Linked DNA regions of Homo sapiens: all the other regions are linked to region 4. A link is a loop called in an ENCODE intact Hi-C map of the cell type or tissue named here. Cell type or tissue: mammary epithelial cell. All regions are shown on one strand. Region 1 overlaps LOC105377167 (a long non-coding RNA gene). Region 2 has its middle 210 kb from the start of MIR4444-2. Region 3 has its middle 15 kb from the start of CNTN3. Region 4 overlaps CNTN3 (contactin 3).

The links. Peaks named below come from ENCODE experiments on the same cell type or tissue, not always from the same donor. Only the 100,000 strongest peaks of a DNase experiment are listed, where the experiment ranks them.
Region 1: it touches region 4 in a loop (4-fold over the local background); 2 of 110 quality-filtered maps call a loop at or near these places.
Region 2: it touches region 4 in a loop (8-fold over the local background); 20 of 110 quality-filtered maps call a loop at or near these places.
Region 3: a loop joins it to region 4, with 13 times the contacts of the local background. A loop is called at or near these places in 16 of 110 quality-filtered maps.

The regions. Positions count from the first base shown.
Region 1 is chr3:74,879,839-74,887,838 of GRCh38, reverse strand. It overlaps LOC105377167 (a long non-coding RNA gene), which reads right to left. Exons shown (of 6, transcript XR_940970.3): 4 at 7,454-7,534; 5 at 4,449-4,551; 6 at 2,103-4,350. Among named protein-coding and RNA genes, the nearest start is that of CNTN3, 270 kb to the right of the region's middle. In mammary epithelial cell, a CTCF peak has its summit at 4,030 (motif pointing right); no DNase peak of the experiment used is centred here.
Region 2 is chr3:74,996,790-75,004,789 of GRCh38, reverse strand. No RefSeq gene overlaps it. Among named protein-coding and RNA genes, the nearest start is that of MIR4444-2, 210 kb to the left of the region's middle. In mammary epithelial cell, a CTCF peak has its summit at 3,239; no DNase peak of the experiment used is centred here.
Region 3 is chr3:74,625,876-74,633,875 of GRCh38, reverse strand. No RefSeq gene overlaps it. Among named protein-coding and RNA genes, the nearest start is that of CNTN3, 15 kb to the right of the region's middle. In mammary epithelial cell, a CTCF peak has its summit at 3,083 (motif pointing right); no DNase peak of the experiment used is centred here; H3K27ac peaks cover 240 bases.
Region 4 is chr3:74,263,617-74,271,616 of GRCh38, reverse strand. It overlaps CNTN3 (contactin 3), which reads left to right. Exons shown (of 23, transcript NM_020872.3): 21 at 4,239-4,351; 22 at 4,968-5,136; 23 at 7,116-8,000. The coding sequence ends at 7,216. Among named protein-coding and RNA genes, the nearest start is that of LINC02047, 270 kb to the right of the region's middle. In mammary epithelial cell, a CTCF peak has its summit at 3,827 (motif pointing left); a DNase peak (open chromatin) is centred at 2,686; H3K27ac peaks cover 443 bases.

The DNA.
Region 1 (8,000 bases), 620 kb before region 4:
AAACTGAAGAAGAAAACATATTTTCATATAAATTGACTCAAAAATTCAATACCTGTTCATGATAACAACTCTCAGAGAAATAGGACTAAAAGGAAACCTACTCAAGTTTCTAAGTGGCATCCATGAAAAACCTATACCTAACATTATGATTAATTGTGAAAGACTGAATGTTTCTTCCCTAAGATTGAGGGAAAGATGTCTGCTCTTATCATTATTATTCAACATAATGCTGGAAGTTCCAGCAAGAGCAATAGGCAAGATAAATAAATGAAAGCATATAAATTGTAAACAAAAAATCTATCTCTGTTTACAAAAGACATAAAAATCCTGAGTAATCTACCAAAAAGGTAAAATAACAACAAAAACCCTTATGAAACTAAGTGAGTTCAGCAAGGTCACAAGACACAAGATTAATGCACAAACTTAATCTCATTTCTATATACCAACAATGACATGCAGAAAATAAAATTGAAACAATATCAGTTGCATCACTTCCAAAAAATAAAATACTTAGTTATAAGCTCAGAAAACATATATTGGATCTGTATGCCAAAAATTAAAAAATGCTAATGAAAGAAATTGAAGAAGATCTAAAAAAATAAAGAGACATACTATGTTCATGGATTGGCAGACTCAACATAATAATGATGTTAGGCCAGGTGTGGTGGCTCACACCTGTAATCCCAGCACTTTGGGAGGCTGAGGCAGGTAGATCACAAGGTCAAGAGATTGAGACCATCCTGGCCAATACGGTGAAACCCCATCTGTACTAAAAATACAAAAATTAGTTGGGTGTGGTGGCACATGCCTGTAATCCCAGTTACTCAGGAGGCTGAGATAGGAGAATCACTTGAACCTGGGAGGTGGAGGTTCCAGTGAGCCGAGATCGTCCCATTGCACTCCTGCCTGGGCCACAAAAGTGAAACTCCATCTAAAAAAAAAAAAAGATGTTAGTTTACCCCAGATTGATCTATTAATTTAATCCAACTTTGATCAAAATCCCAGCAAGGTTTTTGTACACATAAACAAGCTTATTCTAAAATTTTTATGGATGTCATTGGTCCTAGAATAGCTAAAACCATCTAGACAAAGAATATAGATTAATGCTTACTATATAGCCACAGTAATCAAAACAGTGTAGTATTAGCCAAAGGATAGGCACATAGGGAGCCGGGCTAGGTAGCTCATGCCTGTAAACCCAGCACTTTGGGAGGCTGAAGTGGGCAGATCATGAGGCCAAGAGATCAAGACCATCCTGGCCAACATGGTGAAACCCTGTCTCTACTAAAAATACAAAAATTAGCAAGGCATGGTGGTGCATGCCTGTAGTCTCAGCTACTCAGGGGGCTGAGGCAGAAGAATCGCTTGAACCTGGGAGGCAGAGGTTGCAGTTAGCCGAGATAGTGCCACTGCACTCCATCCTGGCAAAGGAGCGAGACTCCGTTACCCCCTGCGAAATAAAAAAAATTAAAAAATTTAAAAAAAAAGACAGGCACATAGGCAATGGTACAGCATAGAGGATGAGAAATAGACACCCCCAAAAAAAAGGCTTGGCTGATTTTTTACAAAGTGCAAAAATCAACACAGAGAAAGGTTAGCCACTTTAACAAATGGTGGTAGAACATAGAACAGTAAGACAAACAAGCAAAACACAAACACAAAAGAAATCCATACCAAAAAAACCCTTTGAGTTCAGTGACACAATTTATACAAAAATGAACTCAAAATGGGTCATAGACTTAAATGTGAAACAAAATCTGAAAACTTTTAGAAATAAAAACACAGGAGCAAACTTTGGGATCTGGAGCTAGGCAGACAGTTATTGGACTTGACAACAAAATCATGATCCACAGAAGGAAAACTTGACAAATCTGATTTTATCAAAAATAAAAACACTTGCTTTGTGAAAGTCCACGTGAGGAAAATGAAATTACAAGCTACAAGATAGAAATAAATATTTTAAAACCACATAGCTGACAAAGGAATAATATCTAGAATATATAAAGAACTCTGAAAACTCAACAATACATAAATATTTAATTAGAAAATGGACAAAAGGCATTATAGACCAAAGAGGATATAAAATGGCAAAAAAGCAGGCACATGGAAATATGTTAAATATTTATTGGTCATTAGAGAAATACAAATGAACACCATAATGAGATATCACCACACATCTATAAGCATTATTAAAATGAGAATTACAACACCAAATGCTGATGAGGAAATGGTGAAACTGGATCATTCATACATCGCTTTTAGGACTGTGAAATGGTACAGACACTCTGGAAAGCAGTTTAGCAGTTTCTTAAATATTTAAACATGCAACTACCATATGACCCAGAATTTTATTCCTGTACATCTATCCTAGAGAAATGAAAACGTATGTTCCCACAAAAATTTGTGCGTGAATGTTCATAGAAGTTTTATTGTAACAGCCCAAAACTGGTATCAACCCAGATGTGCTTCAGAGTTGAATGGCTAGGGTGGGCGCTGTGGCTCACGCCTGTAATCTCAGCTACTCAGGAGGCTGAGGCTGGAGAATAGCTTGAACACAGGAGGCAGAGGTTGCTGTGAGCAGAGATCGCGCTGCTGCATTCCAGCCTGGGCAACAGACTCCATCTCAAAAACAAAAAGAAACTAACAAAAAAGAGTTGAATGGTTAAACAAAATTGTAATACTACTCAGCAATAAAAAGAAATACACTATCGATATACAGAACTACTTGAATGAATCTTTAGGAAATCATGTTGAGCAAAAACAAAACTCCAAATTGTTGTATACTACATAATTCCACTTATATTAAATTTTTGAAATGACAAAATTTTAGAAATGGAGGACAGACTAGTGGCAGATAGTTAGAAAGGGAGGTGGAGAAATTGGGGAAGAAGGGGAATGGGTGTGGCTCAAAAAGAATAGGAGGGATCCTTGTGGCACTGGAACCCCTCAGTATTTTAACCAGGGTGATGATACACGAACTTATACGAGTAATAAAATTGTGTAGAACTTCACACACACATTAAAGAGTAAACTTAGGAAAACTGAATAAGATCAGTGGATTGACTGATGTCAATATCCTGGTTGTGATATCATACTATAGCTCTAAAAAAGTTACCACTGGGGAAATTAGGCAAAGTGTACAAGCCTTCTCTTTACATTACTAACTTTTACAACTGCATGTAAATCTATAATTATCTTGAGTTTTTTTCCTTCTTTTTTTAATGGAGAGAACATCCTCAAAGATTTTCCTTCATGAAAATGTTAGCTAAAACGAAAATCCACACTTAATGCCATGAAATTGTCCTAAAATAATACTGGGTGTTTGTGTCTTCTTTCTTCTTTCATCCATTTTTATGACATGATGTGACACAATGATTAAGATGAGGGGATTTGAAGTTAGGCACACTTAGGACAAACTCCTCGGACTTCCACCAACTAGCAGTGTGATCTTTGGCTAGTCATTTAATGTCTCTTAGATTCTGATTCTTCCTTAATCTATACAAATCTCAGGCTTTTGGTGCCTCCAGACTATAAAGACCAAGCCCAAACAATTTTAGAAGGTCTTGAAGCTTCTGGGAGAATTAAGCTGAGGGAATTCTGGGATGGCATTGAAAGAAGGGTTCCTTATCTGAATGTATCCCATTTATAGCACTTTATTTTTTGTAAGTGTTTATTTTCACATATATGATCCAGTGATGGTTTTGAAATATGTCCACAAATTCTTTGACATTCTTGCCTCCAAAAGGTGGAGTCTAACTCTCTCCTTTTGAGGATTAGGTGAAAGTGAGGTATGTGACTTACAAGGGTAGGTCATTGAAGACATTCTTGCTTCTGTCTCTTCGATCACTCCCACTGGGGAGACCAGCTGACGTGTCATGAGGATGCTTAAGCAGCCATATGGAGAGACCCACATGGCAAGGTTCTGAAAATTCCTGCCAACAGCCAACACAGAAGTGAACATGTGACTAGCCATGAGAGTGAATTCTCAAGCCCCAGTCAAACCTTCAAATGACTGCAGCCTTGGCTGACCTCTAGATGGCAACCTCATGGAAGACTCCAAGCCAGAACCATCTAGCTAAACTCCTGAATTCCTGAGCTGCAGAAACTAAGTTTATTTATGTTTGTTGTTTGAAGCTGCTAAGATTGGAGGTAATTGATTATGCAGCAACAGATTGAATTCATAATCTAATTTTATTCTTTACACAGTTCAGAAATATTAAATAATTTTTTCATGGTACAGAGTTAGTAAAAGATAGACCCAACCAAATTCTGATGTTCCAATTTCAAATAAAGTGTCATGGGACGTCTTCCAGCTTGTATGATCAATCTTCAATTTAAAATCCTGAATCACTGTTTTAAAGAGAGACAAGTTGCTGTCAGCCTTGGGTGTGGTGGCACCCAAGAATAACAGCAACAGCCCTTCAGAGCCAGACAGAAATAGCCCTTACCCTGGATCCTGTGTTTTAAATGGTTCTTTTTTGTTCCAGTCTCATTCTGCATGCAGAAGCAACCCATGGATGCACACAAAGCCCTTCATGGTGCAGGACAGAGCTTGAGAGAAAAAGAGATATTTTAAATTATCTTAATATCATACAATCCTTGCCACTCTTACCATTGGAAAGCCATGAAATAATTTGAATAGAATGTGTGAACAGCTAAAATGAGGATGATTTTATTATTCATGAAACTTTAATATAAATACTTTATAATATGAATCTAAACATGGCCTGCAGCCACCCATGTTTCATCATGGGACTTCAAGGAGTTTTCAAGGAATTCAAGGAGCATTTAAAATTTGAATGTGGCATTCTAAGTCATTATGAAGGAATATTTATTAAGCTAAGAGCACAGAACATTACACAGGAAATTTTATTAGCTTTACTTTATAACTTTTAAATATTTAGAACTATGGTATGTGGCCTTCTTATTAGTATATGGTATAAGGGGCTCTTGCTTTTAGCCCCTCAAGTGACAAGATTAGGAAGCAGGCAACTACTGTTTTTCCCTCCATACAGGGACCAAGGAACCAACCTGAAATACTATAACTATGATAACCCTTCAGAAAACCCTTCTAGGGTTCTAGTCTATAATTCTAGGTCCAACAGAGGAAAGAAGGATGTGATCTTTTGAGTTCAAGAGCCTGCAGATCCAGTTACAATAAAAATCTTAAGATTACTGTGTATTGGGGACCATGTTAGGTGCTTTTCATGAATGACATTATGTAGTCCTCACAACAACTGTGTTGGTGAGGTGCAATTAGCCTCATTATGCAGATGAGAAAGCCAAGACTCAGAGGTATGTTCCAGATCCTTTAGCGAGAAAGAGACAGATTACAATTCTGTCTCATCCCAAGGCCAGTGCACATGACTACCATTCTTCACAGCAGCAGATCTACTTTGGAGGAATTTAGGTGTCACATTTCCCTGAGTTCTGGAATAGAGGAAAATCTCCTTTGAAAAGACCACAAGTAGAGTAGTCTTGGGAGACATTTGCACAAGGGTTTATCCCAAAAATCTATTCTAACTCTTAAGGGTTTATCAACTTAGCATATTAGTCACTACTGAATTTTTATGTTGTTATAAAAAATGTTATTTCTAAAATAACATCAAACCGAAAAGAAAGGAAAAAGTCAGTGAATAAGGCTTTGGGATATCAGAAGAAAGACATGAACCAAAAGTTGAATTTATAGGTATTAGAGGAAGGAAATCTTAAAGGAAAACATAAGGAAACTCCATGGGGACTATGAGTCTACAACCTAGTCTGACAGTTTTATGTTGCACCATAATTTAATATAATGGAGAAATTCAGGCTCTAAACTATTCATGTTAAAGTTTCATGAATAATAAAATCATCTTCATTTTAGTTGGTCACATATTCTATTCAAATTATTTTATGGCCTTCCAATGGTAAGAGTGGCAAAGATTGTATAATGTTAAGATAATTTAAAAGCAACTGCGTACGTTGCTTAATCTTTAAATAATTCTTATTTAGTGAGAATTGAAAAGCACTGATGAGTAAATGAAGGATGAAAGACATTTATAAAGGTATGAAACATCACTCAGAAATGATCATATTCTAGTTAACAATTCACATAACAATTTCAGCTTTAAAAGGAGTTCGCTGTATTGTTTAGTGCAATATTTTGTCTATTTAGGCAGAAAATGATAGATTTAGCACTACAATATTAGCAGTGTTTAAAAGTCCCAGCATTTCCATCTTAGAAGTACTTGCCCCAATCTTCCAAGAAAAAGGCTTATATTAATTTGCCATTGAACAAATGACACAGTCCTATAAAAGAAAGCCAAAACTTTTCCTTCCTAGCTTTGCTTTTCAAGTAGAATAATATTGTGTCATATCACCTAGTATTATTACTTACATAAAATTTTCTTCCAGGATGAAAATACAAGAGTGAATGATAAGTTTCCTTCTGAGCTGGCATCCTTACCATGGAAGGTAAACCTCTAAAACACTGTAAAATCACAAACTGCCTAATATAATAAATTTCTTTTCCAGATAGCATTATCTTTCACTACTTATTTCTTCCATCTTTCATCCATAGAGTTTTACATTATTCTCACGTTGTATATAGTGAGACAGTCACAGGGCAAAACCTAAACAATCTTTGCCCTTGACAAATCCATTAACAAAAAAAAAAAAAGAAAGAAAGAAAGAAAGAAAGAAAGAAAGAAAGAGAAAGAAAGAAAGAAAGAAAGACCCTGGCTTTAAGCTGGTCGTTATTTGTTTTCTTGGATATAATGCACTTTTGAGTTTCAACCCACAACCAGGCTTACTTGACTTTACATTTTTTGTCCATTTTATACAGTATTGCTTTTAGACAGAAAGTATGTAAAAGAAACTCACAAGCTTAAAATTATATATACAAATCCTTCTGACTGTGCCAAACTATTCTGAGAAAATCTTTTTCTCTCAAAATCCCAAAGTACATTTTAAAAATTCTCATTTGCCCTTCATAACCTCCTCATCTGTCTGTCTAAAATGCCTTCTCTTTAAATAACTTAACAACACCTGCCTCCAACATTAATATACATATTACCAAACATAAATATATACATACTTACGCATATTCATATGCAACACATACACATGTACATTTGCAATTTATAAATGGCAAACTCACCTTCTCATTTACAAGTGCAACTCATTCTAAATTTATTTTCAGTTTATATCAACAAAGTTTTTTTAAATATAAACTCTTTTCAGTATGCCAAACTATCCTGAGAAAGTATTTTTCTCTCAAAATCCCAAAGTAAATTTAAAAATTCTCATTTGTCCTTAATAATTCCCTTGTCTGTCCAAAACCCTTCTATTTAAATAATTTAACATGTACTTCCAACATATACATACTACCAAACATAAATACTTACATATTATGCATATCCATATACTACACACACACATATATACATATGCAATTCATAACTGGCAAACTCACCTTCTCATTTCCAAGTGCACACAGCTCATTCCAAATTTATTTTCAGTTTACATCAACAAACGTTTGGGTTTTTTTTTTAATCTAAAGCCAAACAAAGCACAAGACAATAAATTTAGAATCTCCTGCTTATATTCCAAAAAATTATCCTGTGAAAGATGGCAATGAGGTTTTACTCCCCCAGAGAAAGAAACCAATCTCCAAAATAATGTCCTAGGAAAGAGCTTTTCCCTGAGATTTTCTTCTTTATTTTTTATAAAGGAAAAAATACAAATACAGAAGGCATTTGAGCAAATCAAATGGTAAGAGGCTTCTACATTAGCCACACTTTTTCTGTTCAGAAAAGAAAAACAGTTTTATCATATGCTGTAAATTCTGCAGAGTATTAAAAAGGGATTTAGTCACTCTCATTTTTTTTTCTAAATCTCTTTCCCACAACTAAGATTATTTTTAGTGAACATGAAAAGGGGAAAATAATTCTTGAAATCAAAATAACTGAATTTGTATGTTTAAGATAAATTCAAAGCCCTAACAATTTCCTCTAATATTA
Region 2 (8,000 bases), 730 kb before region 4:
TTTAGAAAACCCCATTGTCTCAGCCCAAAATCTCCTTAAGCTGATAAGCAACTTCGGCAAAGTCTCAGGATACAAAATCAACGTGCAAAAATCACAAGCATTCCTATACACCAATAATAGACAACAGAAGAAAAGCATGAGCAAACTTCCATTCACAACTGCTACAAAGAGAATAAAATACCTAAGAATACCACTTAAAAGGGATGTGAAGGATCTCTTCAAGGAGAACTACAAACCACTGCTCAAGGAAATATGAGAGGACACAAACAAATGGAAAAACATTCCTAGCTCATGGATAAGAAGAATCAATATCGTGAAAATGGCCATAGTGCCCAAAGTAATTGATAGATTCAATGGTATTCCCATCAAGCTACCGTGAATTTCTTCACAGAATTAGAAAAAACTACTTTAAATTTCATATGGAACCAAAAAAGAGCCCATATAGCCAAGACAATCCTAAGCAGAAAGAACAAACCTGGAGGCATCATGCTACATGACTTCAAACTATACTACAAGGCTACAGTAACCAAAACAGCATGATACTGGTACCAAAATAGATATATAGACCAATGTAACGGAACAGAGGCCTCAGAAATAACACCACACCTCTACAACCATCTGATCTTTGACAAACCTGATAAAAACAAGCAGTGGGGAAATGATTCCCTATTTAATAAATGGTGTTGGGACAACTGGCTAGCCATATGCAGAAAACTGAAACTGGACCCCTTCTTTACACCTTATACAAAAATTAACTCAAGATGAGTAAATACTTAAATGTAAGACCTAAAACCATAAAAACCATTGAAGAAAATCTAGGCAATACCATTCAGGACAGAGGCATGGGCAAAGACTTCAAGACTAAAACACCAAAAGCCATTGCAACAAAAGCCAAAATTGACAAACAGGATCTAATTAAACTAAAGAGCTTCTGTACAGCAAAAGAAACTCTCACCAGAGTGAACAGGCAACCTACAGAATGGGAGAAAATGTTTGCAATCTATCCATCTGAAAAAGGGCTAATATCCAGAATCTACCAGGAACATAAACAAATTAAAAAAAAAATCAGAAAGTGGGCAAAGGATACAAACAGACACTTTTTAAAGGAAGACATTTATGCGGTCAACAAACATGAAAAAAAGCTCATCATCCTTGGTCATTAGAGAAACGCAAATCAAAACCACAATGAGATACCATCTCACGCCATTTAGAATGGTGATCATTAAAAAATCAGGAAACAACAGATGCTGGAGAGGATGTGGAGAAATAGAAACGCTTTTACACTGTTGGTGGGAGTGTAAATTAGTTCAACCATTGTGGAAGACAGTGTGGTGATTCCTCAAGGATCTAGAACTAGAAATACCATTTGACCCAGCAATCCCATTACTGGGTATATAACCAAAGGATTGTAAATCATTCTACTACAAAGACACATGCACCGGTATGTTTATTGCAGCACTATTCATAATAGTAAAGACTTGGAACCAACACATATGCCCATCAGTGTTATACTGGATAAAGAAAATGTGGCACATATATCCCATGGAATACGCCACAGTGATAAAAAAGAATGAGTTCATGTTCTTTGCAGGGACATGAATGAAACTGGAAACCATCTTTCTCAGCAAACTAACACAGGAACAGAAAACCAAACACTGCAAATTCTCACTCACAAGTGGGAGTTGAACAATGAAAGCATATGGGCACAGGGAGGGGAACATCACACACCAGGGCCTGTCAGGGGGTTGGGTGCTAGGGGAGGGATAGCATTAGGAGAAATATCTAATGTAGATGACAGGTTGATGTGTGTAGCAAACCACCATGGCATATGTATATCTATGTAACAAACCTGCATGTTCTGCATATGTATCTCAGAAGTATAAAAAATAAATACTTTTAAAATGCAAATTAAATAAATGGAAACACCTCAGTTAAATGCCACCAGGATGTTTATTATATACTTCCATAAGAGATCTGTATTCTTTCCTCATTTTAAAGCAGTGTGTTCATAAACATAGAATAAATAAGATGTTTATTACAGTGGGAGGGGATCCAGAGGTGTGGTGTGTAGGTATGGAGTGGAGAGGTTGCTAATTTAAATTCCAGCTTAAAATGATCAATTTTAAATTATTCCACTCAGAATATCTCTTTAGAAGTAAATCTTTGTTCAATCACTCTGAAAAGCTACTTGACAATATTTCAAAGATGTCCTGTCCTTTCACCGACCATTTCATTTCCAGGAAACTCTCTAAGGAAATACTCAGAAAGCCATTCAAAAACATAGGTGTAAAGATAGTCATTGAAGCTGTATTCTAAATGTGCAATAACATCTAAATCAGTTTTGTATTTTCATCTGATGAGGCATTATTCAGAAATGTTTAATGGTAATTTTAAAAGATAGTTACACAAATGCAATACATATATCATTTATGGCTTTGTTATAATAATTATATTTTGGGGAAAGATATAAAACCGTATTTTCAGCTTTATTTCAATTTTATAAAAATACACATCTATATAAAAATAGACCAAAAGGAATATATTAAATGTTAAGTGAGGTTATTTTGTATTATGATATAATAAATAATGATTGTTATTTTACTTCCTTTTGGTGGTTCTGTGACTGTTTTAAAAATTTTTTTAATTTACTAGAATCTACTAAATTTCTAATTTGGGGGAAATAAATATGCCACTTGAGAGACAGAGGGAAAGAAAGAAAGAGAAAGCAGAGAAGCAACCTTGTTAATTGAGCATGATAATGACTTCAGACTTTAATAAATAATATTCTAGTTGATGACAGAAACCCACAATAACTGAGTCTAAGAGAAGCTAACCCAATCACATATTAAGACTCTTTGTAGAGTTGTGCTCATGCAGGGCAAAAGAAAGCTGACAAATAAGAAACTATGACATAGCCAAGTTTTAAAATAAGCCCCAAAGCGCAGAGTTGGATATATTCTTCATAAGCTAGGTTGACAATAGCTGGGTATTTGAATTGTTTGTGTTTTCTTGCCACTGAAATCATTTTACAAAAGCGTCAAATTTATTTATTTAAAATATCTTTTACTCCACTTTTAGCACTTAATATATTTTTAACCTTTTATTTGTAGGGATTTTTTTGTTCTTGTTCCAAAATTAATAGAGTGGCTAGATTTCACAATGGGTGCCTATACAAAAGCCCCTGTAAATTCGATTTCCCAAGGCATAAATAAATGTCAGTAACTCTCATATGTCTAAAGAGGGAGCTATTGACTAAGAATGGCTGGAATATGTCAAATTGAATAAAGATATTTCTCAATTCACAGAGGAACTCTCATACCTGTTACTAATTGATTTTGATTCTATTGATACTTAATTGAAAAAAGTACATCACTTTATGAATCAATACCACCACTATGAATCTGAAATACTATTTTTCCATTGGCATCATTTTTCTAGCTGCAACAGTTTCTCATCCCTTCACTGTTCCTTACCCTTACTATAAATTGGTACCAAAAAAATCTTCCATTTTTGACAAGTATTATATTTGTATGGGTTCTATAACAAAGTACTATGGTATTTTCTACATTTCCACTATCCATCCTCTTTGCAATATTCATAAATTATAGTATTATATTATCATTATGCTTAGCCTTTAAAAGCTGAGCCAGAAACTAGACCTTGGGAAGATTTGTTTTCAAAATTAATCCATTATGTAATTTTGAATTACAATGGATGATAACATACTAAAGAAGAAACTTCATACTAAGTAAGTAGGTTGAGTAGTAACAATTTCTGAAGCATGCGTTATGCATAGTACATATGTACACCTATTGAAATAAAGATGGCCAACTTCAGGTACTGGTTATTCCAACCTGGTGATTTATAAGTAATATTTCTGACATATTCTCATAAAATATAATCAAGACAGTTTCTGGCACTTACAATCCTGAATGCTAAAAAGTTTTCAGAGAGTCATGCTGAGCACAACACAATGTGTATTTCTAAAACATTGCAGAAATATGGTGTCAATGAATTTGCAGGTGAAGCTCCTTTGAAAAGAACATCATACATTGACTGCCATCTTCCTCTTTCCATAGACAAAATAAAACATCTTGAGAAATCTACCCAGTTAATTTTTATTTTCCCAAAGAAGAGATTTTTCATGAAATGACTGTGACTGTGATTTGTGATATGGGTCACACCACTGCTTTCTTCCTATCTATGTCAGGATCGCTATGTGATATGATTTTGGTAACTGGCAGAATTAAGTGCAAAGCAATGTTTCCTTCCAGTTTGATTTTGATAAGCTCTCAAAATCTAAAACACTCTACTAGGATTTCAACTTAGCAGGATACTATTAATCAAATTTCTTAAAAAATAATTAATGAAAACATAGTAAAAGTACACTGACAATAAAACTTGAGCAGTTAAACATTCAAATGATAATGAATCATTTGCATTACTGAAAAAGACATAAATTAATCAGATACTTGAATATAGAAGGTAATAAAGTGACTCTACATTAAATGTAGAATTTATTTTAAAATTTATTTTTAATATGATTACATTTAACTAAAAATTTAATATTTAAATATTAAATATTTAAGAGGGCCGGGCGCGGTGGCTCACGCCTGTAATCCCAGCACTTTGGGAGGCCGAGGCGGGCGGATCACGAGGTCAGGAGATCGAGACCATCCCGGCTAAAACGGTGAAACCCCGTCTCTACTAAAAATACAAAAAATTAGCCGGGCGTAGTGGCGGGCGCCTGTAGTCCCAGCTACTTGGGAGGCTGAGGCAGGAGAATGGCGTGAACCCGGGAGGCGGAGCTTGCAGTGAGCCGAGATCCCGCCACTGCACTCCAGCCTGGGCGACAGAGCGAGACTCCGTCTCAAAAAAAAAAAAAAAAGAGAAAAACTGAGACTGTACCTTTACAATTGGTAATAATAGGTGTTGTTTATTGTTTTCTATGACATGGAGTGCATACTGATTTAGTTCTTACCTAGACACACTGTAAGGATTTACAAAAAAATCATTTTTTGAGTTGAATAGAAAATGAACCTGACCATTATTCTTTCACTTATATCAAATTATAGATCATTACCCATTAGCTGAAAATCATTGAGTTATCAAGAAAGACTAAGAAGATTAATTGCTTTGTGTTTGAGATAAAAATTTCCCCAAGGGAAACAGGTACCCAGGGTTTAGTAGCACATTTCTAATAGATCATATTTCATGGCTACATTTACTCACTAGGAAGTTGTGTATTAATATTATCTTAGGACCTAGGCCATATCTGTGATTTGGAATTTGTAGATATAACCAAAATGTCTATCAAATATGAAGGTAACACTTTTTTGACCCAACTGTAAGTTATAGGTTTTATTATATTAAAAAATTATTTAAGATGGTGAATTTGCATCAAGCCAATTAAGCTCTTTCACCTCATCAGCATTTGACTAGCAGACTGGGTTTTTGAGTCAATGATTCAAGACTTCAGTTGCAGGCTGGTCAAGAGATTTTTCTCCAAGTGATGCTAAATGGCCCCATGACAATTATGTTATGGCTTTGACCTCCTTGCTGTCAATAATTGACCTAACAGATTCAGACATTTTCTGCAGTCTATTAATGGGCCAACATGGATTTTCTTCTATGAAAAATAACTATCAATATCTTTTTTTTTTTTTTTTTTGAGACAGAGTCTCTCTCTGTCACCAGGCTGGAGTGCAGTGGCAAGATTCCGGCTCACTGCAACCTCCGACTCCCCAGTTCAAGTGATTCTCCTGCCACATCCTCCCAAGTAGCTAGGATTACAGGCATGTGCCACCACACCCAGCTAATTTTTGTATTTTTATTTCACCGTGTTGGCCAGGATGGTCTCGATCTCCTGACCTCGTCATCCACCTACCTCGGCCTCCCAAAGTGCTGGGATTACCGGCATGGACCACTGTGCCTGGCCTTCAATATCTTTTAAAAATACCTTTTTAAGACTTTTGAATAGTCAACACAATGAGTACTGCAAAGATTCTGATTTGTAGTTAAAAACATTTTAAACCAGACTATAGGTAAAAAAACTCCTTATATTACTGCAAATAATTCAAATGGAGGCAAAAATAAAAACAAAAAAACCTTAAATATTATCACCTTAATTGGAAATATGAGTTTCCCATAGTAGTGTTAGCTTTCTCACTGCAAACAATTGGCACTAGAGGTGAAGAGGAAATTAACATCACAATAGGTCAGTCATCACCCCTCATGGTTTGAAAATTTATTCATAATATTGATTGACACTAACATATTGTAATTGTCTCCTTTAATGCAAAGATGATGACCATGTAGGAATCAATGTGAGCAATGTCTCATTTTTAGAATGCCGATTTGATTCCAAATTACTGATTAGTTCTGCTCAGAGAACAGGGTCATTATGAACTATTAGAGAGCTCAGTTATTTGTAACAGACATTTTCAGGGTCAGAGTAAGTGAGTAAGAGCAATATTCCTGCACTATATAAAGCAGTTGTTGTAGTTTGGGAGTCTAGAAGGAAATTAAAATCTACAGAGGTGTCTTTTTGCATTTATATTTCATGGGAGAGCAGTCATCTCATTTTTAAAAAGGTAAAGCTTCATTCAGATTATTCATTTATTCAACAAACATTTATTGAGTAACCAGCACTAAACTGAAGGCTCAAAAATAAATAAAACTTGTTGTTCCCTTTCAATGTGCTGTGTTTCCAAATAATTTTTCTTTTGTAACCATTCATTTTGATAGTGGGACTTCCATACCATTTTTAAATATTGTTTGAAATTTTAAAATAAATGAAATAACTTGACTAAAACAAATAAAATAGCATTGAGAATTACAAAACACCTCCCAACCACTAGAAATGTCTGATATGAACTCTTTATTCCATCTCAGCCTGTCACAGACCCCTTTAACTAAAATTTCTTGGTATGGGATAAGAATCTGCATTTTTCAGATGTTACCAACTATACTGTTTGGGAACCTCTCATAGAGTGAAATGATAGTGTCTTACGAACAAAGAAAGAACACAGAAACGGCCGGGCGCAGTGGCTCACGCCTGTAATCCTAGCACTTTGGGAGGCCCAGGTGGGCGGATCTCAAGGTCAGGAATCGAGACCATCCTGGCTAACACGGTGAAACCCCGTCTCTACTAAAAATACAAAAATTAGCTGGGCGTGGTGGCAGGCACCTGTAGACCTGCTACTCGGGAGGCTGAGGCAGGAGAACGGCATGAACCCGGGAGGCGGAGGTTGCAGTGAGCCGAGATGGCGCCACTGCACTCCAGCATGGGCGACAGAGTGAGACTCCGTCTCAAAAAAAAAAAAAAAAAAAGAAAAAGAAAAGAACATAGAAACATTGAAAGAAAGATTGCTTTGAAAATGGCTTTCACTGTTGAAGACAATTTTAAAGATTGTACAAACTATGTGGAAATACTATCTTAGCACAAAAAAAAAGCAATTTAACAATGAGATTTTTATGGGTACCTGGACCCTAAATTTTATTTCCTGTTTCATAGAAATTCACACAAGTAGATATTTTATGCCCAATAATTTCTGATAACATTTTATTTTGTAATATTATCAAAACAAAATCTTTGATATTTGTCCAAATATTGCAAACTTAAATCATTTCAAAATTTTTCTTATTCTTAACCAAAAGCAATGAAGCTTTCCCCACCTCTTAACTCCTTCTCTCTTCTTCTCTCTTCTTTAGAACTTATTTTAAAGATCACAGTGTTCTTAGCCTTTATGTGTCTTTCAAAAACCTTAAAATGAAAGCAATATGATCTTGAAATCATAATAAATAAGTTTAATATATGTGTGTAAATGGGGTGTGTATATATTCTTTTAGGTGTTTCCTTAAATAAGAATTCAGATACTCTTTATAGTGGGAGTGGAAAGAATACCGATTTGGGAGTAAAAATTTTTTGCATCTCTAGACCAAGGTAATACCATTTAATATTCTAGGAAAAATATGGAATCAAATTATTTGTTAAACAC
Region 3 (8,000 bases), 360 kb before region 4:
CCTGCCTCAGCCTCCCAAGTAGCTGTGATTACAGGCACATGCCACCACACCTGGCTAATTTTGTGTTTTTAGTAGAGATGGGGTTTCTCCATGTTGGTCAGGCTGGTCTCAAACTCCCAACCTCAGGTGATCCACCTGCCTCGTTCTCCCAAAGGCTTTATAGATTCTTAGAAACACAATTGATGACCTGCAAAATAACCTCATATTAGAAAAGAACGGGTTTATATTGATCCAGGTATAGTTGCATGGGTCAAATCCTCATGTAATAAAGTCAATGTTATTAGCTTTAAGTTTAAAAAAAAAGATTTTATTGTAACTATAATAGCTAATTTTTTCAGTTGGCTGGCAGTTTTCTCACTCCCTTCTTCACATCATAGTAGAAGACTATCTTATGGCACGGGTAGCATGTGACTTGGGCCTGACCCTCTTCCGGTTGAACCATCTGAAACTGCCTGTATTTGACCATTTTGAACCTACAGAAACAGGAATCACATATGGTTCAAACCAGTAATTTTTCAACCCAAGCAGCTGTGATTGATCCAAGATGTGAGTATAGAAATGAAAACAGGGCCAATCAAATGCCTTTCCTGGATTACTCTTTGTTAGTCCCATGAGGGACAGGCTCATTGCCAGAGTTGCTAAGTTGGTGGTTTGGTTAGCTATGATCCTCACTACATACCTAGAGCTTTGCTGATCTGGAGATAAAGGCCAGTGTAGGGAGGAGATGCAGAGAAGGACACAGACACATACAGAAAAAATCCACGAAACACTGACTCTTCATATTCAGTATCTAAGGCCTTAGATCTCCTTTTCATTCTGAGAACTAGCCTGTATCATTGGCTGCAACATTATGGATATATAAATTCTTTGAGCTAGTCTTATTGTGTTTTCTATTACTTGCAACTGAAAGAATCCAGACTAAGAGAAAGGTAGAAATGTTTACGAAAAAGCTTGACAAGTGCTAATAATGAGGACAAAACAAATTCTAATTTAAGATCTTTCTCTATGTGGCAAGAAAATAAATTGGGACAATCAACTCAACGGGTGTCATTGGATGGAAGAGTTTTTTTTTTTTTTTTAGCTCCCTCAGGAGAAAATTGCAAAAGAGATCTGAAAGTACAAAGGTTAATCAACTCAACCCAAATTTGTGTTGAAGAGACAAATATGTGACATAATTAACTAACTAATTAATTGAAAAAAGTTAAATAATTAATTAGATTTGTCCTAACATTAGGAAAAAAATATCACTGCATGATGATATTTTTGAAAAAAACAGTTTTATGGTAAATTATTGTACATGGGCTGGGCTAATCTAATGTGAAGAAGTAGAAATGAGAAGGAAAGAAGATACTCCAGCCAAGTTATAACACATGAATAAACAGACAAGGGTGACATTTTGAAGAGACTTTGAAGGCACTAATGTCTGCTAAACCAGTATAAATTGTCAAATGTGGTAGAAAGATTGGAAAGGAGAGCCAAGATTATAAGAAGTAATCTTATAGCATCAACCTGGAAAAAATGCAGCTAACTAAACTTTGTGGTCCTTTCTCCTGTATTGTCATCTACGGCTCTATCTAAGAGGGCTGTATTTACAAAGGTCACATATTTATGTTTCCTATATCATTAAAGATTACCAATAAAAAGATACGGAAATGTAACTTTATTTACATCTATATTTTGTTTTATTGGTATATGATTTTTAATATTGGTATAACTATGTAGCATTATGTAGAAAAAAGAGAGAGAGAGAGAAACAGAGAAGAGGAGAGAAAGAGAAACATCAGAAATTGCACTTTGGTTTCAAGGTCCCTTCCTTGGTGGTAAACTCTATTTTTGATTTCACATCTGAGAATACTTATTTTACTTATCAAATGATGTCAGACTGGCTTAGCAAGTGCTAGGAGATGTGATTCAGAAAGCAACACACAAGGTCCATGAAAGCCTGAATCAGAACTTGTTACAAGTTGAGGAGAAAATTGAAGTCATAAAGATAATGATCGATGGATGTGACACCATTCTAATTAAGAACACCAGAGTCTGTCAGATGTTTGAAAATAGAATTGATGACCTGAAAAATAACCTCGGATTAGAAAATATCAGGCTTGTGTTGCACCAGGGGCTACTGAGACAGCAGTGTCGGCTGAAATATTCTTTAAACTGTGGATTATAAAAGTGTAGGAAATGGATAAGTTTGACCACTTTCAGCAATATATCATGGCATTCAACATAAACTAGGACAGCCACACAAATGTTTGTAGATGTATAGGCAGACAGAATTAGAAACAAAGTCTGTTGAAACTAACATTCTTCCATTTAAAATGTTTGTCATTCCAAGTGATGATTTCACTCTGATGAAATTATTCACTTGTTATGAATAAGAGTGTGAGAATATTTTAGAGATAGCTACTTTCTTCCATCTGATGTAAAGCATTATGGAATTCAGATTTATGCTATGTTTTAAACCTAACTTGAAGAAATTTTAGGTTGCTTTTTCCACTCTATGAAGACCTTTAAATAAAAGGGTATGTCAGTGAATAATGCCATTAGCATTATTAGTAATTCACTGTAAGAGGTTACAGCATTTAAATTTACCTTTTAAGCAAAAAGATATTTGTTTCCCTATAATTCAAGTACTGCATAAGTTGACAACCTCTTCTATGAAATTCAGAACAGAAATTTACTAGCTTGTGGTGGCTTTCTTAATGGAAAGTACCTTTTAAGCCTCAGTTTTTCAGATACTTAATATTTCCTTTTCTTGCTATTTTGGTTCTTTATCAATGGAATTTACTCTAAGTATATTCCAAATCCACCCGTAGGGAAGGCTTAAAAGAAATATTTCAGATCTCTGAATTCCATAAATTGTAAGTTTGGATATTTTTAGGTTAATGTTCATGAATTTAAATTTCATAATATGTTGTTTATGTAAGAAGAGTTATAGAAACGTATTCTCAATGTAATTGCAAAATGAAAGACGTTCATGAGGCAAGTGCTCTTCTGATCTAAGTCTTTCACTTCATATCCCATATTACTTACTTCTCCACATCTGCTGTCATTCTCTTTGTTTTTCCCCCAGCAGAGGGTGCAAAATAGTAAACCTTGAAACTGCTGCAAAAACTTGTATTAAAATCACAGTGATTTGTAAATCCAAAAGAAAAAAAATCTGTAACTGTTTATGGAGGGTGATTCGTTATTAGGAAGAAGGCTAATTAACATTACCTTTCTGAGGAGAGGGTCGTTATTATTAGCAATCATTGAGGAGGCAATTTCACTTGGGGAATTTGCAAAACCAGGATCATAATAAGGACAACCTAGACATGAAAGAATCTAATCTTATATTTAGTAAGCATAGCGCAGCAATATTCTTGTATCAATAAATGTATACAATTTTATTTTAAATGCAGTAAAAACACAACTCTACAAGCATTATTTCAAGAGACCTTCACATGTGATTTAAAGTAGAATCTTCCTTAGATATTTTGGACACAGACCACAAATAAATCCTAGAACAGCAATGACTAAATTAAACCATCCAACTCTAGGACGGTTATTTCTTTCACACATTCTCTTTATACCCTGATAAGGCAGATTGAAATGTTGGTCACAATTCTTCACCTTTACCTGTATCTATGCCTTTCGTCTCAAGATATTTCGCTTCTTCTCATAGGCTCAAAGTGTATTTTTACCCACCCCATTGACTTTAGGCTTAGTTATTTTGCTATTTCCACTCGCCCCCCCCCAACTGGATGGGAGTATCATGATGCAAACAAAGGTTTGAAATAGGTTTACATGGTAAAACTTACTGTTTTGCACCTCAGCCATCACCATAAGAAAAGTTTCCCTGGTTTACTACTGCAACTTCAGCTGGGTCCTCATAATCAATGCATATGGTACAGACGGCCAAATCTATGGTAAGGAGCCGAGCCCAGCCCAGGCAGACCCACACTGGGAAGCGCAGCTGTACAGCCAAGCCAGCAGGACCAGCTGAACCACAGACATATGAGCATGAATAGATGGTTATTTTTAAGCAACCAAGTCTTGGGGCAATTTGTTACAAGTATTAATATGGTGATAATTAACCAATATGTCAGAATCCATTCTTCTTCCAGGGAACTTGTTTTACAGTCAACTCATTGTTCCCTCCATTTCTTATTATAAAAAGTTATTATGGAACAGATGCAGTGGCTTACACCTGTAATCCCAACACTTTGGGAGGCTGAGGCAGGAGGATCATTGAAGTGAGGAGTTTGAAATCAGCCTGAGCAATAACGCAAGACCCTGTTTCTATAAAAAAATAAAAATAAAAAAAGGAATTATGGACTGAAATTTTTGATCTAGGCCCTGGGGATACAAAAAAAATAGTTCTTGCCTTTTGAAGGGCACAAAATAAGAAAATGTGGCAGGCACATAAGCTGGTAAATGCAATGGTGTAGTAAAAGAGACAAAGATAATGTGGTTAATTCTATGTGATCGAAAGTTAGAGAGTGTTGCTAAGGCCAACTTCTTAGAGGGTAAGCGGGCATAGGACAGGCAACAAAAGCAATCCCAAGACCCAAACGAAACAAATATCACAAAGGACAAAGTATTTTATCGGACAGGTTTCCTGAAAGGTGGGGAAAAAAACAACAGATCAATGCTGAATGACCAAAATGTTCCCTGCTGGATAAACAAAACACACTCACAAAAAATGATTCAAAAGTGTGAAGGAAAAGATGCTGTATTCACTTACTTGAGGGTAGCTCTACATCTTTGCATATGCCTTGAGTGAAGAGTTGCCCCCAGGTCATTCTCATTTCTGATTTCAAGAACAAGATGATAGGAATAATTATAATTATATTATAAAAAGTCATGTTGATTGGGGAATCACTATGTCCCATACACTATTCAAAATACTTGTATCCATTAATTAATGTAATCCTCATGCCAGCAATGTATTTATCATTATTATCCGCATTATAAAGCTAAGGAAACAAAATGTTCAAAAAGGTTAATGATCAAGTCTGACTATAAAGCTTGGCTCTTCATTACAGTCATCCACTAGGATCTATCACCATAAAGCTATAAATATCAGAGAGATTTTTTGGAGTAGAACCTATGGTATTGTATTGCTAACAAGCTCCCAAATCATGCTAATGCTACTGGTCTTCAGGCAAGAGTTTGAGGAGCAAGGGTCTAGAAGACACCAGAAAATGCCTATACTGCTTGTCCAGCTTTTCTGGGTGGCTGCGACTTGTGGGAAACAGGCACGGGCTAGACTCCAAAAATTCGTCTACATCAAAAACTTGCCTTTGCATCCTATTTTCTGTTGGGGATCCACTGCTTAGCAGAATCATAACTTTAGGAAATAGCCTTTGGATAAGTCAATGGGGTAGGCAACCAGGGGACTATTCAGACTTTCCTGTTTGACCACTGCACTGCAGTGAAAGTCTGAGGTGCTTAATTCAAATGCGAAGCCCAAGGGGTTGGAACAATTAGCTTACTATCTGCTCTTTGTGATCAATACATGACTAAACCTGTGTTGAATATATGATTAAACATCTCAGAGAGGCCACCGCCACTAAAACTCTGAGGCCAAAATTAAGCTTCTACCTTAACAGAAGTCCAGTCTCCCCAGTGACAACTGTCTTTAACAGTGAGATTTGATTTCAAGGCTATGTTTTGGGCTCAGAACTGGTAGAAAGATTTCTTGAAAGCCCTTACATGGTTAACTGCAGTCTCTTAGGAGGATGACTATGCCTTCCTAAGACATGACTGAAACTCATAACTTCCAATTAGGCAAAGAATCTCCACTGCCATTCCCCTGGTTGCATGGTAAGTAAAATCAGGGAGGACTTGATTACAGGGTGTTGGGAGGAAAATTGAGAAGACAAGACAGGAAATGTAGGCTGTGGCTTCTGATGGATGCCTACTTTTCATCTACAGGATCTTACTTTTCCCATGAGTATCACAGTTAATATTTTTTAGGTAGAGTTGATTGCATGACTAGTTCTAAGGGTGAGAATACGGCTCAAGTCTGTCAGTCATGACATTCATCTTCCTCCAATTTCAGAGGTTGGCTCAAGGATAGGTGGGTAAATCAAGGAAGACCAATGAGTGCATCAAGACATCCTTCTGGAACTTATATTGAAAATATTTACATTACAAGCAGTCTCTTCCTCATGGACTTGAAGCTGAGAACATGTAAGACCGCAGCTGTGAGAGGTCACCAAATGGAGAAGATATGTTTAATACTAAATTCAATACAATGAAGAGAAGAGGCAAGAAAGAAGAGAGAGACACTGCTGATGAGATGATTTGAGGCTCTGAATCTAGCTGTATCTGAAGCTAATGCTAGGCCTGGTATTTTTAGTTCTATGAAGAAATACATTTTCTTTGAATACTTATTGTTTGTTGTCCAAAGCTTTCTGACTCAGATAGAGTCCAAATGAGAAAATCAGAATGTAAAGCTGAGAAATTTGTATTTAATTTAAAAGGCAGTTGCAAGTTTCTTGAATAGAAGGTGTTGGGTAGGGTACAGAAGTGGTCACAAGCTGTGAAATGAATTTGCTGTTAAGTCAACTACAATTTACTTCAAAAAGAGAGAGAGATGGATGGGTGGATAATAAGAGTGTTAAATGGATAAATCAGGAAATTCTTTCTAGACTTACTTTACGTATGTACTAAAATATGTAGCAGTCCTCTAAGTCACTTCTACAGTTTGATAATGCAGATGGGTGGAGGTGTGGATAGAGAAATTATGTCAGACAACCAGAGGCGTCCTGTTTGTCGTACATATCTATACAACACTTTTTAATTGCATGGGTTTCAGAATAGAGAGATGATCACATTCAAGACTGATTCAGAAAGACAATAGTGCTTTCCAAATGTCTAATCTACAAAATATTGCAACAGATGCAGGAGGTTGGAGGCTTTGACAGTTCTATTTAGCAAGCAGTAAAGAGAGAAATAAGGAAGGAGAGACACATTTTCCCCCGCTCTCCCAGATTTAATGTCCAGAATACTTCCTGACTCATTGTAGTCCATATGCCTCTACCCACTTTATGTTTTAAGACCAAATATTTTATTCTCAAATTGAAGGTAGTTGGACCAAGTGGTTTTCCAGTTTCCAGGATGAAATGTTCTACCACAAGCCAGAAACCATTTAAAAAATCACCTACTACTCTCCCATGAGTCCTGTAAGCAAACAGATGTGCTACACAGAGAAAATGAATGCATCGTATTGCTGTCTGTGGCATAGGAATACGGTTATTCTAGTAGAAGAAAAGAAATAATGGTATATTTGGAAAAATATGTTTTAAAAGAGATATTTATATTTAAAATTGATATTTAATTGGGGGGAGAAAATAAATGATACATGGGATATAATATAAACATCTCTATCTTAAAATAATGTTCTCATAATACTAGTTTTTGCCTGTCTTTTACAGACACACTTCATTTAATTTGGTTTTAGAAATGGGGTTCTGTTTTTGCATTGATGGGTCTCAGTCAATGATGAGATTCCCTATGACTATTCATTACTTGTTACAGCTAAATCTCTAGTGAGGTGTGAATATTTATGAAGGCTATTCCTTTTTTGATTGGCTCTGATCCTGGTAGCCTTATTAAGAATAAGGTTTACAATAGATTTGCACTCTTGGTAAGCAGGGCAGCGTACCAAATACAGGGTAGAGCTGGAGTGTTTTCAACAAAAGCAGCACCTGGGAGTAGTAAAACTTGGAAGAGTATGAGTAGCCTCCAGGCTGCTTTCTTGTAATGTATGCCAGTTTTGAGATTCTGCCATTCTTTGCTCGAAGTTAATGATCTAAATTTTAAATGCAAGAATCCTTTAAAAAAGAGTGGTGGGAAAAGTAGATCAACATTGGGGAAAAGGCAGGTTTACTCTCAAAGGATCTATCACTGAATAATATAGCCATGTGTCTAAGAACCTTATCATCATTTTATAAAACATATGATATAAAAATTGTTCCTTAAGAGAAAGACATCAATGTGAATAATTACAG
Region 4 (8,000 bases):
TGAGAAACATACTGAGTTTTGTATAATTAATCACAGCAAACATATGTTCTTAAAATTTCATATTTTGAAAGTAAATGCCAGCTTCACTGTTACCACTATGAGACATCACCATTGAAAGCTCCAGGCAATAATATTCTTTAACAACCTCTACTTTGTATTATATAAAGGAAAACATTTATTTTAGAAAATTTGGGGGAAAAAGTCTATAGAGAAAAAATAAAATTCACTCATAATCCTATCACTCAGAAATACCATAATTAATATCATTTGTCTTTCCTTCCAGACTTCTGTTCTATGAAAAGTTTCTCTTATACAGTGGAGGTTATGCTGTGTATTTTGTTACCTGTATACTGTATCGTAACTGCCCGTGGATGATATTCCATTGTGATGAACGCCACAATTTATTTAGCCATTTTCCTGTGGATAGACATGTCTTATATTCCCACCTTCCCAGTTTCATCTAATCATGGTTATATGATAGTAATCACTTGTTTTCAGGCAAGTATCTGCAGAGTAAGTAAAATCTATGAAGCTGATGTTGAGGAGTCTGAAAATCAAGTGCACAGAGGATCATGATGGATGCTTAAGGAACAACAATAATAAAAACCTCTCGAGAGAAAGTTATTTCTTTATGTAACACTTAAAATTACTGAAATGATTATGTGTATCCTGTCAATTAGTGTTGTGATATAAATCTAGTGATATGTCATCATTTTACTAGGATTAGTTTTTTACCAGTTTTTTCTAATTTAGCATTCTGCCAACAGTAGAGGTTGACAGGAAAAACCTATAGGATATGAACGTTGACAAACGATTTCCAAAAAATTTCAAAATGTAGACTACTTACCAGTTTAGGTCCAGTAAATTTTGGAACTCAATCATCCTATTCTGGGTTGCACTTCCACACAGGTTCAAATACAAAAAGTAAAATTAGAAGTCCTAGAAGTTACACTATCAACTATCCCCTGCTCATTCCTAATTCACTACTTGACTCCATACTTTTACAAAAGTTCATTGTGTTGCTTCAGAGCTATCTAAACTACTGGTTAATAGCTATGTCAGATTAGGCTAGTCCAGGCTGAGGCACCTCAAATCCCCAAACCTCAGTGGCCTAAAACTATACTTTTTTTTCTTCAACTCATACTATATGTTCATCATGAGTGAGATTCAGATCTGATCCATTCTGTCTCCCATTCTGTCTCCACTCCTGAACCCAGAATAATGGAGCAGCCAATCTCTGGGACTTGGCAATCTCATGGCAAAGAGAAAAGAGAGGAAAGCAAACCATACTCTTCAATGACTTTTATGGCTGCCACTTGGGGGTGGCCTATTTCCCTTTGGCCCACATTCCATTGGTTGAGGCAAGTCCTATGGTGAAGTCCCATATCTATGGGATGCCAATGAGAAGGAGAATTATGCCTATTTACAGGCAGGGAACCACAAGTCCCATAGCCAACGCCAACATCAGTGAGAGCTAGGCAGAGAAGCATAATCCTCTCAAGGTGCAGAGGACTTAAACAGAGCTGGTTTGAATCCACATAATACTTCTCACTAGTCATGTATCTTAGCAAGCTTTTTTAAACCTTTCATTGTAGTAAAGTACACATAACATAAAATTTAACATACTAAACATTTAAAAACATACAGTTCTGTAGTGTTAAGTCTTTTACATTTCTGTGCAATAGATCTCTAGAACCCTTTTCATCTTGCAGAACTGGAACTTTGTACTCATTAAGCAATTCTCCATTTCCCCTTCCACCAGCCTCTGGCAACCAGCATTTTATTTTCTGTCTCTGTGAATTTTTGACTATTCTGAATATCTCAAATAAGTAGAATTATAAAGTATTTGTCTTTGGGTGTCTGGCTTATTTCACTTAGCATAATGTCCACAAGGTTCATCCATGTTATAGCATGTGTCCAAATTTTATGTTTTTAAGGCTGAATAATATTTCATTATAGGTAAATGCCCCATTTTGTTCATCCACCCATCTTTTGAATAATGCTGTCATGAACATGCTTATACAATCTTTTTAAATTTTAACTCTCTGGGTCCAGATTATGTATGTACAGAAATGGGCTTTATTACAATGCAATATAATGAGGATTAAGTAAATTATATTAAAGCACATTCTGTAATCCCTAACATATTATAGACGTGTACTAAGTATTAGTTACTAATAATAGCATTTTGAACATGGGTGAAAGTTTCTCTGGTCCAAAATTTCCCAAATATTGTCATTCTTACCAGTGGTGGTAAGAGATGATCTTAAGGTAGTTCGCGAACATTATAAAAATTTAGAATGTTTATATAAGGCATTAAATTCATTTATTTTAGAGAGTGCCCAAAAATGTAACTAGCACATCAAGCTAATTATTGTGTGAATATTATTGAGATGAAGGTAAAATAGATGTTTAATTTTTCTTAAACCAAGTTATTTTTTTAAATAGCAAAACATGACAAAAATGATACATGACTGACGTTTAGAAAACAGTAATATGATTCAAAAAGAACAAAGTTAGACCCTATTATTTCTTTTTTGTTTTCCTTTTTTTTTGTTTTTTTTTTTTCTTTTTGTCATTTCAAAAAGTATTCATTTCAGGCTGAACTCATTCAGCCCACGTATGTTGTGACTCATACAAGATAAACCCCAGTGTTCTATTTGCAGTCATTTCTCCCTGAAGGCTGATGTTGGTATAGGTGATTTAACCAAAATTACTCAAACTTTTTGTAACCTCCAAACACACACCTTTTGTTAGAACAAACCATGCTGTAGTATAGCTCAGCTGCATCAAACCAAACCTGTCCTTTTATAGTGCTGTCAGGCCACAGGGTATCACTGGCTTTGGGAAATTGTCCTAAAAATTGTACATTCATATTATTTGAGTAACCAGAACATGGTCATTAGTATTTCAACCCTAAGCAGCTGCTATAATTTTTTTGTTGTTATTAGCAGAGCACAGCAGCTCAGACAATCTTAGCTGACCTAAACTCATTGTGAATACTCACATCACAGAATTTTAAAGGCAACATAGAATAGTGTTAAAAGAGACAAAAAGCAAAAGAAATCCACAGGGAATACAATCTCGTTTGGTGTCATTAGACTCATAAATGTATTTGAGTTCTTCCTATCTGTAAGTTCAGCTGTATTTCCCCTATGGCATGAGTCAATGATGTTTAGAAATTTCTCTGGATAGCTAATGTTTTATATCATTTTTCCATTACAAATTCAGTTAGCCAAATCACATTCTGTGGTTAAATCTACAAATATAACACTGAGGGCAATTGTGATGCTGTTGTTGAATGAATAATATTATGTTTGTTGTTGTTATTGACAAGAAACTGATTTTTCCAGTGCCCTATCTGTGTTGCTATTGACAAATACTATCGGCCATCCCTCAACACCCTCACCCCTTAGCATTAGTTTACAGTCCAGCGTTCACGAAAAGGAACTAAATTATGAATCTAAGTTTAGAAACCGCAGAGAGTTTCATTAATCCTCTAATGGAATCCTCATTAACTTTTTAGCGTTTTGCCTTATTTTTCTCAAAAATTGATTTAAGCCTGGAAAACGAAGACTTTTAAAATATAGACTCTCTTGCAATTTTTCATGTGTATAGCTATTACTCCATGGGAATAAATCTAAGTAATTCTTATTTTTGATTGCCTCACATTTTGCCCATCTTATCATACAAGGCTGGCTCCAAAATCATATACACTTCATTTCACAGAACTTTAATCTGTCCATTTGGCAATTTCTTCCAGCCTCTGTATGCGTCAAAATAAGTCCCGCCGCCTTCCTTTCTTGGTTTAGGAACAAGCAGCCCTCTAGTGGTAGATAGAGGAATTTCCTTATCCCCCCCATCGACGTGTTTTCAACGAGACACAGTAAGTGTGAAATGCTCTAAAGTGTATGATGAGCATGATAAAATGAATTATCTTACACATTAATTGAAATGCCTTTTTTGGGACTTTTATTTTAGATTCGGGGTACATGTGCAGGTTTGTTACATGAATAAATTACGTGTCACGGGGGTTTGGTGTATGAATGAAATGCCTTTCTAAAAAAAGGAAATTTATATACTCTGTTATTTTTTTCTGATTTCATCTATTACACCAAGCATTACCAAAGGCATCCCGTTCTACTTCCACTAGCTTCCTATGATAGCCGCCATCTCCTCCGTGTAAAATATCACTTGTACTTCGATCTGTTTTAAAATTTCTCATTTTGCATTTCAAGCTCCCAGTCAGCCACCAGGAAATGTTGTTTGGAATGCCACAGACACTAAAGTGTTACTTAATTGGGAGCAAGTTAAAGCCATGGAGAATGAGTCAGAAGTAACAGGATATAAAGTAAGTTTTCTCATTTGCAATGCTTCATTTTCGTAATTTTGGCAGTACTTTTCAAGAGAAGCTAGGTATAAGTGAATTTTTCTATATATTGATATGGTTTCTGTAATCTAATTTTGACAAAGATACCAAGCTTTCCATAAAATGGGTAATTTTTCAAAATAGCTTCTTAAATATGGTTTCAAGTGAAAGAATTCTGCTCAAGTGGGAATTTTGGACACAATGTCTCCAAATTGTGTGTTAGTTTGCTACTATTGATGCTGACCTATATACTACTTAAAAATAAATAAATAAAACTATTGGCTCTGATTCCATGGCCAGGCATTCAAGGTCCATACACTATGGCCCTGCCTTATCTCTCCAGCCTCATAAATACGCAGCCCAGCTGGGCTTTTCCACGGGAGAAGTTCACTCTTCCCAAGCCTCCCTGATTTTGAGAACCTGATGATTCTGCCATGTGCTAACCTCTAATCTAAGACTTACAATTAGAGTCATGAATGAAACTTACATTCTAGTGGATATAGAAGGACAAAATTAGTTAATTTCAGAGAGACAAATTCTATGAAGAAAACAAAAATGGGCAATATAACAAGTAAGTGTATTTGTTCATGCATTTTAGGTTTTCTATAGGACTAGCAGTCAAAATAACGTACAAGTACTGAACACAAATAAAACTTCAGCTGAACTTGTGCTGCCCATTAAAGAGGACTACATTATTGAAGTCAAGGCCACAACAGATGGAGGGGATGGGACCAGTAGTGAACAGATCAGGATTCCACGAATAACCAGTAAGTTGGTTGAAGCCATTATTTACTTTATTGACATCAGTGTTACTATCCGCCATAGTGAGTCAATCAGTATCCCTCTGTCCATTCTTTCTTTCCAGCAAGGCTTACATCCAAATGCCGGTAAGGTTTTGGCAGGTGAGACGTGGGCAAGAGGAACCCCTCAAGAGTGGTGCAAAATAGGGAGAAAAGTATGAGGGTGTGAAGAAAAGATGTCAAAAAATATTTAGCAAAACTTCATTAATTTGATTTTTTTTCCTTATTCTGAGTTTTACTTAAATTTGCCTTTGGATCTCCTATAAAAGCAGAATTCCCTAATCATTTCTTTTAGATCTTTAATAGTCTAGTTATTTGCCTCCTACAAATTATAGATAAATCTTATCAATTCTTTAAATAGAATGATTAACATTGTCAAAGTCCTAAACCACTTACCTGTGCCAAACTAAAAGACTCCTTAAAAATTCTTCTCCTAGTTTCCAAGGAGGTTCATACGAATTTTTCCTCTCCAAATCCAAGTAAAACCTATTTTACTATAGAAATTATATGTTTAGAGTTGGAAACAGACTTTGGTTTGCGTATTTTATCAACTGCCAATGCTAGAATAAATTTTATCCTCACTCTTAAATCCCAGGTCTGGAGTTTTCTGGCCTCAGTTTAACTATTGTAGAGTCCATTTTGACTTCATATGCTATTCTATAGTTCTTAGTGACATGACTTTGTTCCCTGTTTCCATTCATTTAGCATGGGTAATCAGGACTGAAACTTTTGTCTTTAATCTTGGAAAACAAAATGGCAGACATTAGTAACTGAAGAGAAACGGAAATAGAAAACTTAGAGAAATTCTGTCTTTCTGTAAAACCATAAAGGCTGCCATACTTAGACTAAAACAAACAAAGCTACACTAAGAAAACAGGAACTACTTATTGCAGAACTAAGTTCTGCAAAGTAAAAGTCTGCAGAACCCATCTTGGACTACAGAACTCTCTAAAACTGTATGCACTTCAATAGAGCAAAAGTAGAAATTAAATTTAGTTTATTATTGTTGTTAATTTAGGTTTTGAAATAATGAATATGTGCTTCTTGTTCCCTGAATGGTGCAAGGCATGGAGTTAACATTACAATATGGGCAAAGTGGCAATTTTAAAAGAAATATGTTCTAGGCTTTTGCAGGGACAGATGTTATTTTAGCATTTTAGGGCTGCTGAGTCAAGAGTAGCCTTTTCATCTGACATCTGCTGTCTTGCTGAGCTTGCAAGTGACCACACAGGGCCATCTCTATGAAAACGAAGCTTTTATTTATTGCCTTTTAAAAAGATTATGTTTTATATTATGTGTAATAATTTATCTGGAAATGCATAAAATAGAAACAAGCACAGACCCTTCAAACCCTTACCCAATGAAGCATTCTTAATTAAACCATTGAATTATCTCAAAGTTGTTTGTAATCAAGTATAATTGTTTTCAAAATGATTAAGTTGTTTTTCCCATTTCAATTAAAGTTAAATAATAGTAGATGAACAAAGCCTGGTATCATTTAAGAAAACTTAAACACATTACTGTTTTTATAGATACTCTTGGCAACTAGTATATGCTGCATTGATAAATAAAATGAAGGCTAATAACAACTTGTGGTGGTTCCAGGATAGGTTCACGTAGTGATTTGGTTTTGATAGGAGAGGTATTGCCTTTGCTCTGTGTCTTAGTCCTTTTTGGCTTCTCTAACAAAACTACCTAGACAGGTGGCTTATAAACAACAGAAACTTAATTCTCACAGTTTTGGAGGGGAGTCTGAGAAGCCCAAGGTCAAATTGCTGGCAGATTCAGTGTCACCTCTCGAAGTCCCTCACCTCCTAATACTCTGACATTGAGGGTTAGGATTTCAACAAAGAATTTGGGGGGAACACCACAAATATCCAGTCTCTAGCACCCTGATTACATATTGGTACAATCCTTATTAATGAGCTCTTCATCAACTTTGACAGGTATGGATGCAAGAGGATCCACTTCAGCCATCTCGAATGTCCACCCTATGTCAAGTTATATGCCTATAGTACTGTTCTTAATTGTATATGTCCTGTGGTGATATTAACTCCTTTTTATTATTTATTGGAAAGTTATTTGGTTACCAAAAAAAGTGCTTTCATGAAATGCAGTGATTATGCATGTTTTTTTCAACTCTTATTTTTAACTTTCTACTTCATTATAGGTAAATATGAATATAATTAAAAAAACAGTAAATCCTTTTAGGGGAATCTGAAATGCCTTAATATTAACTTGATAAACCAAAGGAATTTACATATTACATACTTCAGACTTTTGATATAAATGTTCTTAAACTATGAGTTTAAGCACTGCCTATGGATAAAGACTCACACACTCTCACATGTACACACACACGCATGAGAATTTCTTTTTACATTGAAAAACTCTTTCATTTAATTCAAATGCTATTTTCCCATTATAATAGCATTATTTGGAAGACTTAACCAGTATCAATTTGAAATGCTGATTTAAGTCCCCAAGGATGAAAAATACATTTTAAAAATTATTTTGTTGGAGAGGAGTGGCATGTGATTCAAAAGAGCATTGTTGGAAAATGCTACTGTGGGGCTTAGAAGAATGATGTTTGGTTTGGTATGCTGCTAACTAGTTGTAAGACTTTACAAATCACTTTGCCATCTGTACCTCTCAATTATTCCTCTATAAAATATGGAGATAATAATACCTATCTGATCAGACTTTGCCCCATGAATTAGTTTTTAAAAGATAAAGACTGAAGTATGAAAGTGCTTTTGTCACCCCAAATGCAATTGACCCATGCAAAATATTAGCATGAATTTATTTAATCACATAAAAGTCATGAAGAC